Linked DNA regions of Homo sapiens: region 2 is linked to region 1. The links are chromatin loops, found by intact Hi-C in ENCODE. Cell type or tissue: endothelial cell of umbilical vein. All regions are shown on one strand.

Region 1 (8,000 bases):
CCTTAATTGCCACAATGTGAGGGACTCCAGGGACAGGCAAGGGCAGGATCCCCGTTGCATTGCTGGCTTCACCATGACCTAGCCTCATGGCCCTGGGCCAGCCACTCCCCTGCTGTAAAATGAGAGGTTTGGGTTGGACCTGTACCTTCAAACTTCCTCTTAGTATGATGTGAACCCGAATAAGTAGACTGAATAGGAGTAGGGCTGCTCTGGGTGAAGTGTCTGGAGGAATGGGCACAGTGCCAGCCTAGCATCCCTTCTACCCTCAAGGAATAGAGGCTGCAAACCATGGACTGTCTGATCACTGACATAGTCCATGAGTGTCATGAGGGTGATGGGGGCCTTAGGTGACAAGCACATGACCAGAGCTCTCTTTTCTTCACTCCAGCCGGCCATCCACCATATTCCTGGTTTTGAGGTAAGTCTTGCTCTGACCTTTCCTTCTTCAAACTGATTGCCAGTCTCCCTGTGTTTGGCATCTCTCTGGGTTAGGAAGGGTGGCCAGGCATTACCGCGATCCTGCCTCAAGCCCCCGGGGAAGCTCTTTCAAGCAGAGGAGGGCCCGGGCTGGAGGGAGCTCAAAGTCTCTGCCAAGCTCAGGCCTTTGCTGCCCTTCTCTGCGAAGTCCAAGAACCACAGAATCCCAGATGGAAGGATCCTCATAATTGTCCAGCCCAGTGGCTTTCAGCTGGCTGAGCATTAGAATCTCCGGGACAGCACTGCCCAGGGAATCTTAATGCACATCCAGGACTGAGAATCACTGACTTAGCCCCAGGGTTCTGAAAGTGTGGCCCATTCTTGAGTCCTACTTCAAGCCCACTGAAGCAATTCTGAGGGCAGCCCAGCAACCTCTGTATCAACTTGCCCTCCAGGGCCTTCTCACACATGCACGAGTTTCAGAAGCCCTGATTCAGACCACATTTCCCACTGAATTGTTCTTACCAAGACCTCATTTTCTTTCCTCTTCCTGGACGGGGGCTTCATTCCCTTACTGCTGCTCTCCTTCCTTCTTCTGGAGGTCTTGGTAGAAAATGTTGAGCTTTGACTGGTACCCAGGTGCACTGGATGCATTACCTGATTACATGCCAAGTTCAGCTGCATCTATGAGAAGTAGTCATCTGGGCTGTGTTTGGACACCTCCATTGTCCTTCACAAGGCAGCCCACACAATTTTTAGAGAGTTCTTGGGAGGCCCTCCCTTCATGCAAGCCCTCCTTCACCAGCCCTGCCCCTCCAGCTCTCCCTCCCTGTCCTAAGCTCCTGCTCTCAGTGCTGCCCGCTCCTGGGGGTTCTAGGTTGGTTCTCCTCAGCTTGCCAAGGCCACAGGCTCCCAAGCCCTTCCCATCACCTGCTGCTCTTCTCTTTCCTTTTGTTGCTTCCAGAGATTCCTGGCGTCCAGGCTTATGCTTTAGCCTTTCCCAGCGTCCCTCTGCACTGACATCCATCACACCTTCTTTCCCAGGGACCACTTTAGGGGCGTGGCTGGGAAGTGCATCATTCTTACCCTTGGTGGGAGGTGGTTTCTGTTGGCTCCTCTTAGTGGTGGCATCTGGCATGCTGACCTCTGGCCCCGCCTAGTGCGCCTTGATACTAATAGAGAACTTTTTCCCCTTCCAACCCCTCTCACCATCTCCTGGATGTGCCACATCCCATGGCTGTGGGCCAGGTGCAGGAGACATCAAGGATCCTGGATGAGGTGAGCTGGGCGTGGTGGTTGGGATGGGTGGGCCGAGGTAGAGGGAAGGTGAAGCCAGCCTTCAAGCACACACCTGGAGCCTTCCAGGTTCCTGGTGCCCAGCAGGCATCTGTCACATGGAGACCTGTCTGGATTTTATTCCCCATGCTGTGTGTGGATTCAGGGCTGCCCAGAGTGTGTCCTGGGGGTGATCCTGGTCTAAGAAGGCTTGCTGTCCTGCTAGGAGGCCAGATTTCACCCAGACAACATGAATAGCAATACAGATTCTTAAATGATTAAGTACCAGGTGGCACATTTTGAAGAATAAATTGTTTGGAAGGGGCCAGAGTAGTCAAGGAAGCCTTTCTGGTGGAGGTGGCATTAGTCAAATGTCTTTATGCCCATCAGCACTTAGGAAGAAAGTGAGAAACATGGCTTTGGCTCAAAAGGCCAAGGACCAGTTTGGGTCCTGGCTGGTTTGGGGGATGGGGCGAGCTGGGGACCTCCTAGGGACGGGAAGAAGTTTAGAGTTTGCATTTAGATAAAGCAAGGCTGCATCCTTTGCCATGGGAGGAGAGATGCACGTTCCCTATGGCCTCCTGTGCATCTGTGGGTGGATTGTCGTGAGCCAGGCCAGAGGGTGGGTGGCAGAGACCTGGGTGGAGAGACAGGAAGGAGAGCCCTGGTCAGATGAGGCGTTGGGAAAAGGGCAGCCACTTCCTGCCATTAGGGAATCCCCAGACCGACAGCGGACACTATTTGACATTTTCAGTGTAATTTGGACTTGAAGTGCAGAGTCAGGATGTGGGATCCACAGGCCCCGCACCCCTTACCTCACTTCCTTTTGCTCCCAGACCGAGGTGGGGTCCGCCAAGTGAGCTCGCTGTAATTGCGCCTGACAGGCGGCCTCCTGCTTCTGGCTGCAGTTGCAAAAGACTGCCGATTTGGAAAGGGAGGTGGAGTCCTGTCCAGGGAAGCAGCACGGAGCCCTCTCTGTTGATTGAGTGCACTTTGTGGCCAAAACCCACAGCCTGCTCTGAAGAAGACCCAGCCCAGGGATGAGTTATTAAAAAAAAAGTTAAAATCCTTAATAACTGGATTCGTAATATGTAACAGTGAAGGCTCAGATTCCGAGGGCAGGGATCTGGCTGCAGTCTCGTCAGAAAGCAAATCAAAACTGCAGCTCATGGGCCAGAGCCCGAAGAGCACCGAGTGCCCCCTGCAGGGCCAAGCAGGCTGCAGGCTGAGGGTGGGTGTGGGTCAGCAGGGCCAGGGGAGAGCAAGTCCTAGGAGTGTGCTAGGCACAGGGCTGGGCCAGGCCAGCAGGTTCAAAGGGTCCAAGGAGGACCTATCCCAGTGGGATGAATGATCTGCTGGTCCAGGGACCAGCCCCAGAAGATGACCTTGTGACCTCCCTCAGTCCCAGGGGATAGCCCTGGGACCCCTAGCTCAGCCCATGTCCTTCTCACTTGAAGGCTAAGCCTGATGCCAAGATGCTGAGTCCTCTTCGCTTTAAGAAGCCCCAGGGCTGGGTGGTCCTTCTGTTGCCACTGGTCCTCCTGTAAGTAGGACCGCAGCAGGGTGTTTCTGTCTTCTTTGCTGTGACCAAGCTCCTGCCTTGTATCTCCCATCTGGCTGCTCCCAGGCTCCTGGCCCGATCCCTGTGAAGAGTGCTCAAGCCTTTCTGGAGGGCTGGGAGCCTCCTCCTGAGCCCCTGGCCATGGGAGCCCATGAGAGTCAGGGGGCAGTGAGGGAAGATGGGTGTGTTGGGGAGCTGTCTGGCTGCAGGAGGTGTGGGTTTGAGAGACTAGCTAGGAGGCTCTTGAGCCAGTTGAGATAGGGGCCTGGACTGGAGACAGGCCAGTAGGAACGGATGGGGCAAGTGACTCTGAAGGATGGTTTAAGGATATCCTCTCTTGTGGGAAGTGCCTTTCAGCTAGCGCAGCCAGGTGCAGAGATTTCCAAGCCACAGTGCCTGTGAATGAGATGAAATACTGTCTGCCCTTGTCGAAGGCTCCCAGAGCAGGACAGTGAGGGTAACTTCCTGGAAGAGGTGCCACTGAGCTAGCTTTTGAAGTTGGGATTGGTAGAAAATGTGGGGAGGTGGCCCAGGCAGCAGTGTCTTGGGCTGGGGGCATGTCACCTCCTGGATGTGGCCTGTTGGACAACAAACTTCCCCTCTCCCAGGCTTTATGCCCATCTGGGACACCTCTCTCTGCAGCTCTTGGTCAGGAAGTGAGGCTGTTGCATGGTGTGTCTGAGGCTTTGATGATGTCCGGGAGATCTGGGTCCTCGCAGACAGAGCAGATGGAGGGAAGGGTTTCCTTTTCGCTCTCCGGTCTGCATTTTCTTTGTCTTTCCCTCTCTTCCTGAGTCTCTTCCCACTCTCCTTTCGTGTTTCACTCTTCCTGTTTGCTCCTTGGCCCCAGCTTCCTCCTTCTCCCCGCCTCTTCTGAGCCCTCTGTCTGGTTTCTTTTCCTTTTTGTCTGGAGAACAAAGGCAGTCCTTGCTGCCAAGGGGAATGAGTTCAAAGAAACTGCAATTTTAGATTTCCTGAGAACTGGAGAATGTGTGCATGCACGTGTGAGCATGTGCGAGTGTGTACACTCTCGAGGGCACACACATGCACGCACACACAGCAGCTGAGGTGATCGTGGGTCCCTGAATGCCCAGGGCCCCCTAGGATACAGAACATGTGTAGAAGAAGACCCATGGGGCTTGTGATCCTGACCATTTCGGGGAGGTGGGGAGGGGAGGGGGTGTGGTTTAGAGAATTACCCTTGCTTCTGCTGCTGCTCTCCTGCTGGGGCAGGGGATGCCCTGGTGGGAGGGATCGTATGCTTTGTGGCTGATTTTACTGCCAGTTCAGGGGTGGGGGCCACCAGATACCACTCCATCCACCCATCCAGGCTGCAGGGTATATGGCTTTTACTCTAAGATGTACCCGGGGTACTCTCCTGTACCCCCAAGTCCACTGGAAGGAAAAATTTGGTGTTTTGCAATCAGGAAAATAAAGCCAGTGGTCCCCCATCCCCCATTCCTCCCCCAAGGCCTTAATTTAAAACACTGTTTTTCCTGGGAAGTGTAATTAGAGCAACATATTGTTCCTAACGAGCTGGGTGGGGCAGGCAGACAATGGAGCCCTCCCAGCCTGCCTGGCTGCCCCCTGCCTGGAGCTCCCCGAGGAACCAGGATGTGACTGCAGCGTCTTCTGTCCTCTGCTGGGTGAGGTGAGGGTCCATAGGCTACTGATGACCCGGCTGATGCAGGAGGCTTGCCAACACTTCCCTTGCCCTGGGAGCGACTCCTGTCTAACATGGTGGCCCCTAGACTGGGCTGGGGGTGCCCCTTTCATGGCTCAGGGCCTTGGTTCTTCGTGGTAAACTGGCCAGCGGGACTGATAGACTGAAGTGGGCTTGAGGATGGCTTCAGCTCTGGTAGGGGAGAGAGCTTCACTTGTTCTTGGGGTCTTCTTGGTCTGGGCTGGCTTGATCAACACTCTGCACACCTGTAGAACCCATCTCTGCAGCCGCCCCTGGTCTGCCCTGCATTTGAAGGGAGCAAGACGGGAGCTGGTCAAATGTGGCTTCCTCTGATTAGGCTTATCAGAGTCCTCCATCAACCCTAGGACAGTGAATCAGGATGTTCTGGTGGCACTTTCAGTCTACACCCCATCTGCCCAGCAGTGCTGAGAGGCTTCCCAGTTGCAGTGAGGGTCGCAGCACCCTCACTGAGAATTACTGTCCTGGAGAGGGGGTGCTGTGCCCCTCAAGTGGGCTGGACCAGAAAAAAAGTTGAAAACCAGGCTCAAGAGCTGGCAGAGACCTCAGGACTCCTGCCTGGGAGATGATCAGAGATCCCTTAGGACCATAGGAATGGGGTATGTGGGGAAAGGGTCATGTAGACGGGGTTAAGAGAGTCAGAGTCAGGTTATAAGACGTTTCTGGAGCGTCTTGGGGAGATTTTCTAGAGACCTTGAATTAGGCCCTAAAAATGGGTTAGATTCAGTTGGCAGTAAAGAAAGCCCATTGAACCAGAGGGAGTAATGAGCAGGCCTGGGGAGGACCCAGGGTCAGGCTAGAGCAGGCACGGGTGCTAGGAAGGAGGACAGTGCGTGTTGGATTCATTCCTTTATCCTCCCATCCACCCACTCTTCTGTCTTCACCCTCCCTCTTCCCCTTCAGTTATCCATTCATAATCATTTATTTGTTGGACGGGGGAATTCAGCTATGGTCCCTGTGTACAGAATTGCTGGTTTAACCAAGGACACAATCAAATGAACACGTGGAGATAGCATGGGTGATGGATTGATGTGTCTTTCTATGGGAATAAGTGTAAGTTGCTATGGGAGCTACGGGGGTACTTAAGCTTGGGGCACCAGGAAAGATTTAAATGGACACCTGCTGTCTGAATAGGAAGTACAGGAGGAGTAGGGGTAGAAGTGCATTTCAGACAGAGGGACCACTGAGCTCCAAGCCTCAAAGCTAAAAGAGCATGGTGCCTCCTGCAACCTGCTAGCATTCAGAAGGGCAGGGGTTGCGTGTGTCCCAGGAGGTGGTTCATCACTACTTGGGGTCATCAAGGGGAAATTTATCTCATGAGAGACATGCCCAGAGAAGGCAGCAGGAGCTGGAAGATTAGAGGTCTTGTGGAGGCTACTTTGAAGAGTCTGCACTTCATCCTGAGCAGATGGGAAGACATTGGAGGACTTGAAACAAAGAGTGACATTATTAGAAAGCCTGCCTTGGCTGCAGATTGTAGAACGCGTGGGCTGTTGGGAGAGGGTGTCAAAACCAAGTGAAAGGGGGATGCTGGTGAATCCAGGCAAGAGAGGGTAGTGGCTTGCACTGAGCAAAGGAGATGGGTGGGCGGGCGTGAGAGATGTTCAGGAGACAGGATTACCAGTGTTTGGTGATCAGTCAGGCAGGGCGATGAGGGGCAGGAGGAGCCAAGGGTGGCGTGGGAGCTTTTGGCTTGGTTGTCTAGATGGTGGGGTCAGACTTGAAGAGAGCAGGTTCTGAGGGGGAAGATGAAGAATCCAGTTTTGGACAAGTTCAGTGTGAGAGGCCAGTAGGACACATTAATGAACTAAGCAGTAAGATATTGGGGCTTAGCAGAGATGTTTGGGAGCAGAAAGTCTAGGAGAGGGCTAAGGAGCAGATCAGGGCTTGGTGGAGGAAGATGGGAAGGCTGCAGAGGAGGCTCAGCAAACAGGGTGAGGGCCAGCAGTGTGGATCCAGAGAGACTGTTTGGGAAGGAGATGAGGTTAGCTGGCCAGATGCTGCTGAGGGGGTGAGAGAGAGAAGAGCCCACGAGTGTCCTTCGGGTAGGGGACTCTGGAGACAAATTTCCGGGGAGGGGTGCTGAGGGCAGAAGCAGGGTGCACTGGGAAGCAGGTGGTGTGGACATGAGGGAGGAGAGGTAGTGGATGGAGACAGGATTAGAGAGAGGAGAGGAGGGAGCCTGCAGAGAGGAGGGCGCGGGTGGATTTGGGAGATGGGGATGTCTTTAAATTGGGAAGGAGCAGATCCAGGAGATAGTGTGAAAAATTGGGGAGGAGCATTTGGACGCATGGTCAGAGGGGGAGCCACAGAGGCAGGCAACCCTGGGAGGTGGCAGGAAATGGCAGGGAAGAAGCATGTCCTGGGACCCCTGGGGACAGCACGGTGGACAGAGATGGCCTTGGGATGCATGCTGTGGCCTCATGCTGAGGAAGCTGCCTGGACACACCTCTAACCACTGTCTCTGCCTGTCTCTTCCTTCTGCCTCCGCTGGGCCCGACGCTCCGCAGCTGTGTGCTCCTGCCTTCTTCCTCCAGGGCCTTCTCCAAACGGTATTGGAGCTTAACCTTCTCCAGGTTCTTGTTCCCCTGTCCTCAGCAAGCAGGCTCCTGAAGATGCGGAGCCTGGTCCCCAGCCTTTAGAGAGGAATGTCATCACCACGGAGCTCGAGGGAGCCCCGAGGGACAGACCGAGGAAATGAGGGATAAAGTGGATACTGCCCAGCGTTTGGGGGCCTAGAGAGGAAATATTCTGGGAGGAATGTATTCATGAGTTTTCCTTAGTGATTTTAAGAGAACAAGTGTATGAGAAAGATTGGTCTTTCTGCCACTCCACTCAGGGGATCCTGGGGCTGTTCCCTCCCTGATGGTTTTTTTTTTTGGCCCCTCTTTGTCTTGGGTTTTTGGCTCTGGGTCCATATTGGGTTGGGCATAGCCATAAGGGGCCATGAACAGACCACAAGCAGGCATTCAAGTGCAACCCTGTCTTTAAAGAGGACACCCTGCTGTGCTGCCACCTGCAGCTGGTGGCCTTGGAGTGCCCAGG
Region 2 (8,000 bases), 960 kb after region 1:
ATACTTGAACATATTAAAAACAACCTGATATAAGCATCACTGAAAGTTTCTGTAAAAAAAATCGATAATAGGCTTCTCTCACCAATTTGTCTTGGTTGCTAGAGTTTAATTTTTGACTTACTTTCTGTGTATCTATGTGTCTGCATGTGAGTGTACTACCAAAATGGAGAAAGGGATCATTTCTTAGAATATTATTAACATCTATAATATCCCCCACACAGAGAGGTTCCCTTTTCCATATGCTTTATATGACAAAAGGAGTAATTGTCATTAGGAATAAAAAAGTAAACATTTTCACAAATACTATTTTAATGTGTAAAGACAGAATATTGTTATTTAAATAACTACATTATTAAACTAAAAACAGAAATCTGGATGTATGACTATTTCTAGTCATAAGCTACTGATTTATTGATGACTAAGAAATGTCACTAGCCATAGCATATTACATAAAAACATGAGATTCAAAATTGTTTTTTATAATTAACAGTCCTTAAACAACAAGAGTTTTCTCATTTTTCACTCTTAATAATAAACAGAAAAACTACCAAAAGTTGAGAGAGCAAAGTTTTGAACTCAATGGACATCTTTATTAGGCAGAGCCAGATAAAGACTCACCAGGACAGAATATATATGTAGACATCGATAAACTGGAGAGAAATCCACCAAATCTTGGGCCCCAGGTACCTGCAAACACAAGATTATAACAAAAAAATTCAAACAAAGCTATTAAAAGCAACTACATTAATTGTTACTACTCAAGTGTTTGGTTCTTTTTATAAAGGCCAGTTCTAGCTTGTAAGTGAGAAATACAAAACAAACAAAAAAATAGGTTTCCAAAGACCTAGTTCTTATGTTTTAGCCATAGAATTAATAAACCGTGAAGATATACACCAAGGCTGGCACAAAGCCCACAAGGATGGGTAGCAAAGAGAAACAGGTGGCACCAATCCTGCATTTGCCTTTAGAGATATATCTTTGACCATGGGACTCTAAAGGGAAAATAAGAACAATGTGAGAATACACCTTTCATGACGACTTTGATTTCTAAAAGACATGATAGTGTACATAAAAAACTAAGTTTTAGTAGTCAAAAACAAAACTTGCCACACAATATGAATCACGGCCTGCCAGCCAACTTCTGAAGAACACAAGAATTCGTCAATACTTAAGTCAACATGCAATCAAAATACAGAAATATGCTATGAAAAGAGGGGAGATTATGTGAAAAATAAGACAAAGAATGGAAAAGTCAAACCAAGAAGTAATACCAACGTATTTTAATGTGAATAGTGTATGTTAATTAAACCTAGACATCAAAAGAGAAAGTAAAAGAAAAAAACATCAGGTAAGAACTGGAGTCTAGTTTCAATGCCAAAATTGATTTGCTATGTGATCTGACAAGAGTAATTCATAATTTGGTCTCGACTACCTAAGTTGAAAAAAAAATCAGCTGATTTATAGGGATTTAATAATAAAAGGAAATATTGAAACTAAATGTTGAACAAAACAAAATAAAAAGAAAATGAAAAAATTACATAAAGAAACATTCAAAATAAAGACCTACCAGTTTTTACTATAACACTGGTAACTATATAATTCATCAGAATATAAGCAGTAGGCACATCTAAATTGGGTAGGGCTGATTCATAATTACAAGGTCATTTTCCCTTATTTCATAAAGTAAACCTCATTTCTTCTTTTGGGGCATAGCTTCTTTACCAAGATACTTTTCTTAATGAAATCTACTAATTCTAAAATTCAACAGCACAACACCTATGTTGTTTTCCTTCTGGAACCATCACACCTTTATATTTATGGGTTCAAACTTATTGACTATTCTGTTCATCTGCTTCGCACCCATGAGAGCAAAGATTAAATCTCTATATTTAAGTTCCTTGATAGCACTGTATACTCTGTAAGCACACAACAAACTTTTAAGTGAATCTAAAAACTGATAGTAAGATGGTCAATATCCTATACCATGGTCCAAGAATAACTTTACTTTAAAAAAAAAAAAAAGTTTAAGAAGAGGTAATGAGCATTGCAAATTACTGAAAAAAAATATGGAGAGATGTGCAGCATGCAGTTTAAAAACAATAGGATTAAATAGCATATAAAAATTGTATGAGTGCAAATGGACACTCATTTTCATCTTAATAACACAAAGAGTCCACAGGTGATCATTTTAGGCACCCTTATTTGAAATGATCACAACACTAAAACATCTTTACAGTCTCCTCTTTCGGACTGCAAAGTAGAGACCCAAAGGAAATTTATTTTATCTTGACAGAAAACCAGAGTCTATTTTATCTTGCCAAAATATGAGGAAAATTTCTTTTATCTTGCCAAAAAACCAGAGCCTACAGCTAAGCAAAACACATTCTCAAAAGAAGAAAAATTTTAAAACATCAAACATGATATTCACAATAGTATTTAAACTATATAAAAACTACACATGCATATGAAAAAAATATTTAAAAGTTTGATCTGTATAGGAAATGACACGTTTTTCTTTTATTTAGAATTAATGATTTTTAAATTCTTTGTTACATATTTACAAAAAGTTTAAAGAATTTTTCTTACATAATTTTGAGTAGCAAATTCAATCATAATTTTGTTTATATGTTCTTCTTCATGTAGCTTATTTTGTTTAACTTCATCTCAGAACCATAGTTTCACTCAAAAGGAAACTGCTTGTAGCCATTCCTCAGACAAGGCCTTAGCCCTTTTATATGTCAGACCCATCCTTGTAGAATGAACATCTAAATTAAGGGAGAATTTCCCTAGAAATCTGTGATAAATAAGCTAACACAGCCACATAACAAAGACGTTTTGTTACTAATGGGCTAAGACTGGTTTATCTGGGCATACTATTTAAAAAAATGGATATATTTAGAAAGGAGACAAAGGCCACTTTTTGTCATCTCCAACGAATATTTACAACCAAATCTATTCTCTCTGAGGCTGTTGTGACATCATTCTATCAGCTTCAAACTGGCTAAAGTGCTCTCACTTGTAAGTATTGTCTCTTATTTCTTAGCCACTGGAACCACCATCCAGTTAAGTCTTCCTAAGCATAAGACTGCCTGCTTTGAAAGCAGTACACAGAAATCTAGACAAAAAGAGAAGGGAGTAAAATGGGGCTTCCGTTCACAACCTTTACCTCTACTCCCAAAATAGCCTAATATTTAGAAATCATTTTTCCTCTATGCTCCCCTCTGTGAAGAACACTAGGAATGAACACTGTGAGGAACCAAGAAGAGTGCTGTGAGGATAAAGCTATGTAAAGTATGCACTGACTCATGTTGCTTAGTGCGAGATGTGTTTTCTCTGCTGCCACTAATGAAAAAAAATCACAACTACAGAAAGGCAAAAGGAGAAGAGCAACATACATTGGATGTGAAGGAATGCTACAGGTTTGGAAGAATAAGAAGTGAACTTTCAAAAATCTAAATAAAAAGGGGTGGGGAAGAGTATCAGAAGAAAATGTAGTTTTTCCCTACTCACAGAAATGGGTTGTTTTAAGGTCCACATCTTGATCTCCATTTAAAATACTAACTCTCTGTCAAAGCTATATTCATACTTCTTCCTTTTCTTTGACCCTGTCTCCCCTCAAGTTGCAAAGAATGATTCAAGCAGGTTTAGGTTTCAGCTGGGGCAGAGGGAGGGGTCCAAGGACACTTTCCTAAGCTAACAATAACTTTCTAATGGTTTCTGTCTCCTAACAAAAGCCATGACTCCTTCTTTATCAGCTTCATCTAATTTTTCCTTTCCAAAGAAAATAACACAGCCCTTGCATTTTACACATGTCCAAATTTGACAAATCATTATCGACTGCAACTATAACTGATAAGAGATAACTTTGTGGTAGGACGTTGTCATTTCCTCTCATAAGGGCTTTCTTTCTGAGATACAGAAACATGATTAGAATAGTTAAACATTTCCTCTGCCTGGCAGTCAGGAACTCAAGACTTTAAGATACTGGAGTCTGTATTTTTCTAGAAGTTCAAATACATCTATGAAGATACAAATAGTAGCCACAAATAGTATATTCAAGATTATCCTGCTTTTTTAACTAGTTGTTTTCCTTAAGAATTCACGTGAAATAGTTTCATCACCAAGGACAGCAGCTGCCTAATTCCCTAATAGTTTCTGAATGGAGAGCATTAGTGCCTTTTGCCAGTTCAAACCTTTTTCCAGAGGATCAAATAGTAGGTAAGATTTTACATTCTATAACTAAGATATCTGTGCCTCAGAGCATATTATAATATTACATAAACTAAGAGAACTAGGATACATTTTTTAATAACGGATAAATAACGAGCTAGTAAAAGAATTTGAGGATGCCTGAACTTCAGTATCCAGAGGTAGATATAATGGAAGCAACTATTACATTCTTCTATAAATACACATTCACAATTAGAGATCATTGATAGATTAGGCACATGAATTGGTATCTAATGGATCCTACTGGCATCCACGTTTGGTATCCACTAGATACCAATACATATGGCTAATCTGTTCGTTTCAATACATGATTCTTACATTTTTATAATACCAATTAACAGCTTCAATCAAAGCAATAGTTCCTAGTTTTTGTTTGTGGAATATATTTGTTGTTAAATAGCATTTATATTCTATAAATATGGCACCTAACACATGGGACCAATGTATAGATGACAAAAAAGAGTCTGAAAATAGAGGATGTTACAAAATAAATATAAACTTTAAAATGGGATTAATCAAAGGCCCCCTGAAAAAATATTATGAGCCCCACAGATAATATTTACTACAGAAGATATACAGATTTAGCATAGATATGGGAATATTAGATGATGAGGTGAAAAGAAACATCAACATTTCTGATTACAAAAATTTTTACAAAACGCCAGGATGTGACTTTTAGGATATCTTTTTCTTCTTCTCTAGTACATCTTAGTTCAGGTAAAAGAAAGTCTCTAAGAACGGAAAAGTAAATGGTTAAGTTCCTCTCATGGCACATGAGGAAAACGCCTTTACATATTAAAAAAAGGATATTTTGATTTTTAAAATGCATGATGCCATTCAAGTTTTAACAGATATATTCATTTAATATTTTTCTAACCCTTCCCCCAAAAGGATTCAGAGTTCATAAATATTTTCTACTATTTTAAAAGACTCACTAGTGAAGGAAGGCAGGAAAGAAAAATTATCTGCAGGTAAAAATATGATAACTCTACCAGCTTTACTGCTGGGTAAGCATACCCTTAGAAAAGGGGAATACACTATAAGAAAAGATTGCTTGCCTCCCTCTGCTCAAGAAGAGGAGCGATATACTATGACAGATTTACCTCTACTGCTGATAAAGACAGCACATTAAAATAGAAATGCATTAGTACACTCCAGCCCTATTGTTCCCACAGCTGCACCAGAAGATACACAAATACACAGACACACACACTCTCTCCCTCATACACCTACACGGCATTTATTTTTCTCTTAAGAAGGCTTTCAAAGTAGATGGATCATCCAAAAAGAGTTTGACAGAGATTTGCAAGGAATTTAGATATCTTTCTCACTAATTATTTGAGTACAAAATAGTTTCTCCGTATCGGTAAATGAATGCAGGGACTTGGTGCCCATTTCTGAGCATTACTTAGATCTCAAGTCATTAAAATGTACCAGGCATTTTTCTGCAAAGAGAAGACAACAAATGATTAGCTGAAGGAGCACTGACTTTGCATTCAGAGGATCAATTTTGACAGCCCATATTATGTCTATAAGCCAGGAAATGTCTGGCAAACATTTTTCACCAGTGTGCATTTCAGAACTATGTTGCTTCCCAAAATTCAGAGAAAAGAAGGGTAGAATTCATTTGGATATGAGCTTTTATGCAGCTAGACTAAACACCACAGAAACACCAACAAACTGGAAGGCCTATAATTTTAAGTGACTAGAATTAGCAAAAGCATAAAGAATTTTCTAAACCTTTGAGCATATAAGAATACTGTGGCCAGAACCCTATCCTAAAAAAGCACAAAATTATGCCAAGGAGCTTCTCACAAATTATTAGGATTCTTTCTGAAAAATCCCTAAGCAGATTACCACTTATTAATTACTCAAGTGTTTGCACTAAGCAGAACAAAATCAGGAAAAACCACCATTTCTCCTTACTGAGGCACTGCAAAAAACCTGTGCCCAAAGTCAAAGGATAGTCCCTCAAGAATTCTCTGCTTAAAGCTGAACACTGAGGGCCAGGCATGGCGGCTTACACCTGTAATCCCAGCACTTTGGGAGGCCGAAGCAGGTGGATCGCTTGAGCCCAGGAGTTCAAGACCAGCCTGTGCAACATGACGAAACCCATCTCTACAAAAAATTGCAAAACTTAGCCAGGTGTGATGGCACATGCCTGTACTCCCAGCTACTCAGGAGGCTGAAGTGGGAGGATCGCTTGAGCCTGGGAGGACGAGGCTGCAGTGAGCTGAGATCATGCCACTGTACTCTAGCCTGAGTGACAGAGTGAGACCCTGTCTAAAAAAAAAAAAAAAAAAAAAAAAAGCTGAACACTGGTGAAACAAAAATTCAAGTGGTCTTTATTTAACAAGGGTCCACTATATGCTATGAAACTCTAAACCTTTAGGCAAAAGAGGCAATTTTGCACTACTTGGTATTAAACGTAAAAGGTCTGGGAGGATAAAAAATTAAGATGAGGAAAAGTAGGTTAAAATCGCTACATTATTATAGGTAAAGAACAAATATCCCTAATATATAGAGAACCAATAATGAAGAAAAAAACCAAAATCATTCAAAAAATAGGCAAAAGACATAAGCAGTTTATGAAAAAGATATACAACTAGCCCTGAACCTTATTAAGATACTCAACTTTACCCACAGTGATAGGAATGAAAATTAAAACTACAAAGAGATATGTTTCTTATCTATGAGAATGGCAGAAATTCAAAAGCTTAAAATAAATACTCTCTTAAAGAAGCTGTAAGAAAATAGGCAACTCATGCATTGCTGGGGTGGGTGGTGGGGTATAGAAAATAGTACAACCCCTATGGAGGAGAATTTGACATTATCTAACAAAATTATACGTGCATTTACCCCTTGACTCAACCATCCTGCTTCTGGGAAACTACCCTGAGGATATAGCTCCAACCACACGGAAAAAATAGTTCTCAGGTTTTGTTTTGTTTTTTTTTTTAAGTTTTAAAGTGTTTTGCGTATGGTAAAATTCACTCTTTCTAGTAAACAATTCTGTAAGTTCTGACAAATGCATATAGACCTGTAATCATCATCATAATCAAGATAAGAAGAAACAGTTCCAGCACTTCCCAAAATTCCCTATGCCCCTTTGTAGTAAAATTGTTTCCTGATGCCTAGCCCTTGGCAAACACTGATCATTTTCTATCTCTAGAGTTTTGACTTTTTAGGATTGTCATATTGATAGACTCATATAGCATGTAGCCTTTTGAACCTGGCTTCTTCCATTGAACATAATGCATTTGAGATTCATCTGTATTGTTTCATGCATCTGCCGTTTATTCCTTTTTATTTCAGAGTGGTACTTCAATTATGGATATACCACAGTTCATTTATCCCTTCATGCATTGAAGGACATTTGGGGTGTTTCTAGTTTTGGTACTATATGCACAAAGCTGCTATAAATATTAAGCTTCAAGCTTCTGAGTGAATATGCTGGTTCAATACCCAGGAGTGGGATTGCTAGGTCATATATATGACCACTCCTGGCTGTATGTTCAACATTATAATAAACTGCTAAACTGTTTTCCAAAGCGACTCTATCATTTCACATTTTCACAGAAATATATGAGTTCCATTTGCTCTATATCCTTGACAGTACATGGTAATGTCAGTTTTTTTTATTTTAGGTATTCTAATAGCTGTACAGTTAAAACACTACTTTTTAATAAGAAAACATTGGAAATCATTTAGTGTCCATGTATAGATTAGCTGAATAAACCATGGTACATCCAAACAATGGAGTACTATTT

What was found. Hi-C counts contacts between places; a loop is a spot of excess contacts. Peaks named below come from ENCODE experiments on the same cell type or tissue, not always from the same donor. Only the 100,000 strongest peaks of a DNase experiment are listed, where the experiment ranks them.
Region 2: a loop joins it to region 1, with 10 times the contacts of the local background. A loop is called at or near these places in 3 of 110 quality-filtered maps.

The regions. Positions count from the first base shown.
Region 1 is chr2:71,601,111-71,609,110 of GRCh38, forward strand. It overlaps DYSF (dysferlin), which reads left to right. Exons shown (of 56, transcript NM_001130987.2): 35 at 389-418; 36 at 1,666-1,695. Among named protein-coding and RNA genes, the nearest start is that of DYSF, 140 kb to the left of the region's middle. RefSeq lists an enhancer at 1,591-2,790 and a silencer at 2,689-2,983. In endothelial cell of umbilical vein, no CTCF peak of the experiment used is centred here; a DNase peak (open chromatin) is centred at 4,141; H3K27ac peaks cover 2,034 bases.
Region 2 is chr2:72,558,835-72,566,834 of GRCh38, forward strand. It overlaps EXOC6B (exocyst complex component 6B), which reads right to left. Exons shown (of 22, transcript NM_015189.3): 8 at 619-687. Among named protein-coding and RNA genes, the nearest start is that of EXOC6B, 260 kb to the right of the region's middle. In endothelial cell of umbilical vein, no CTCF peak of the experiment used is centred here; DNase peaks (open chromatin) are centred at 3,317 and 3,887; H3K27ac peaks cover 2,582 bases.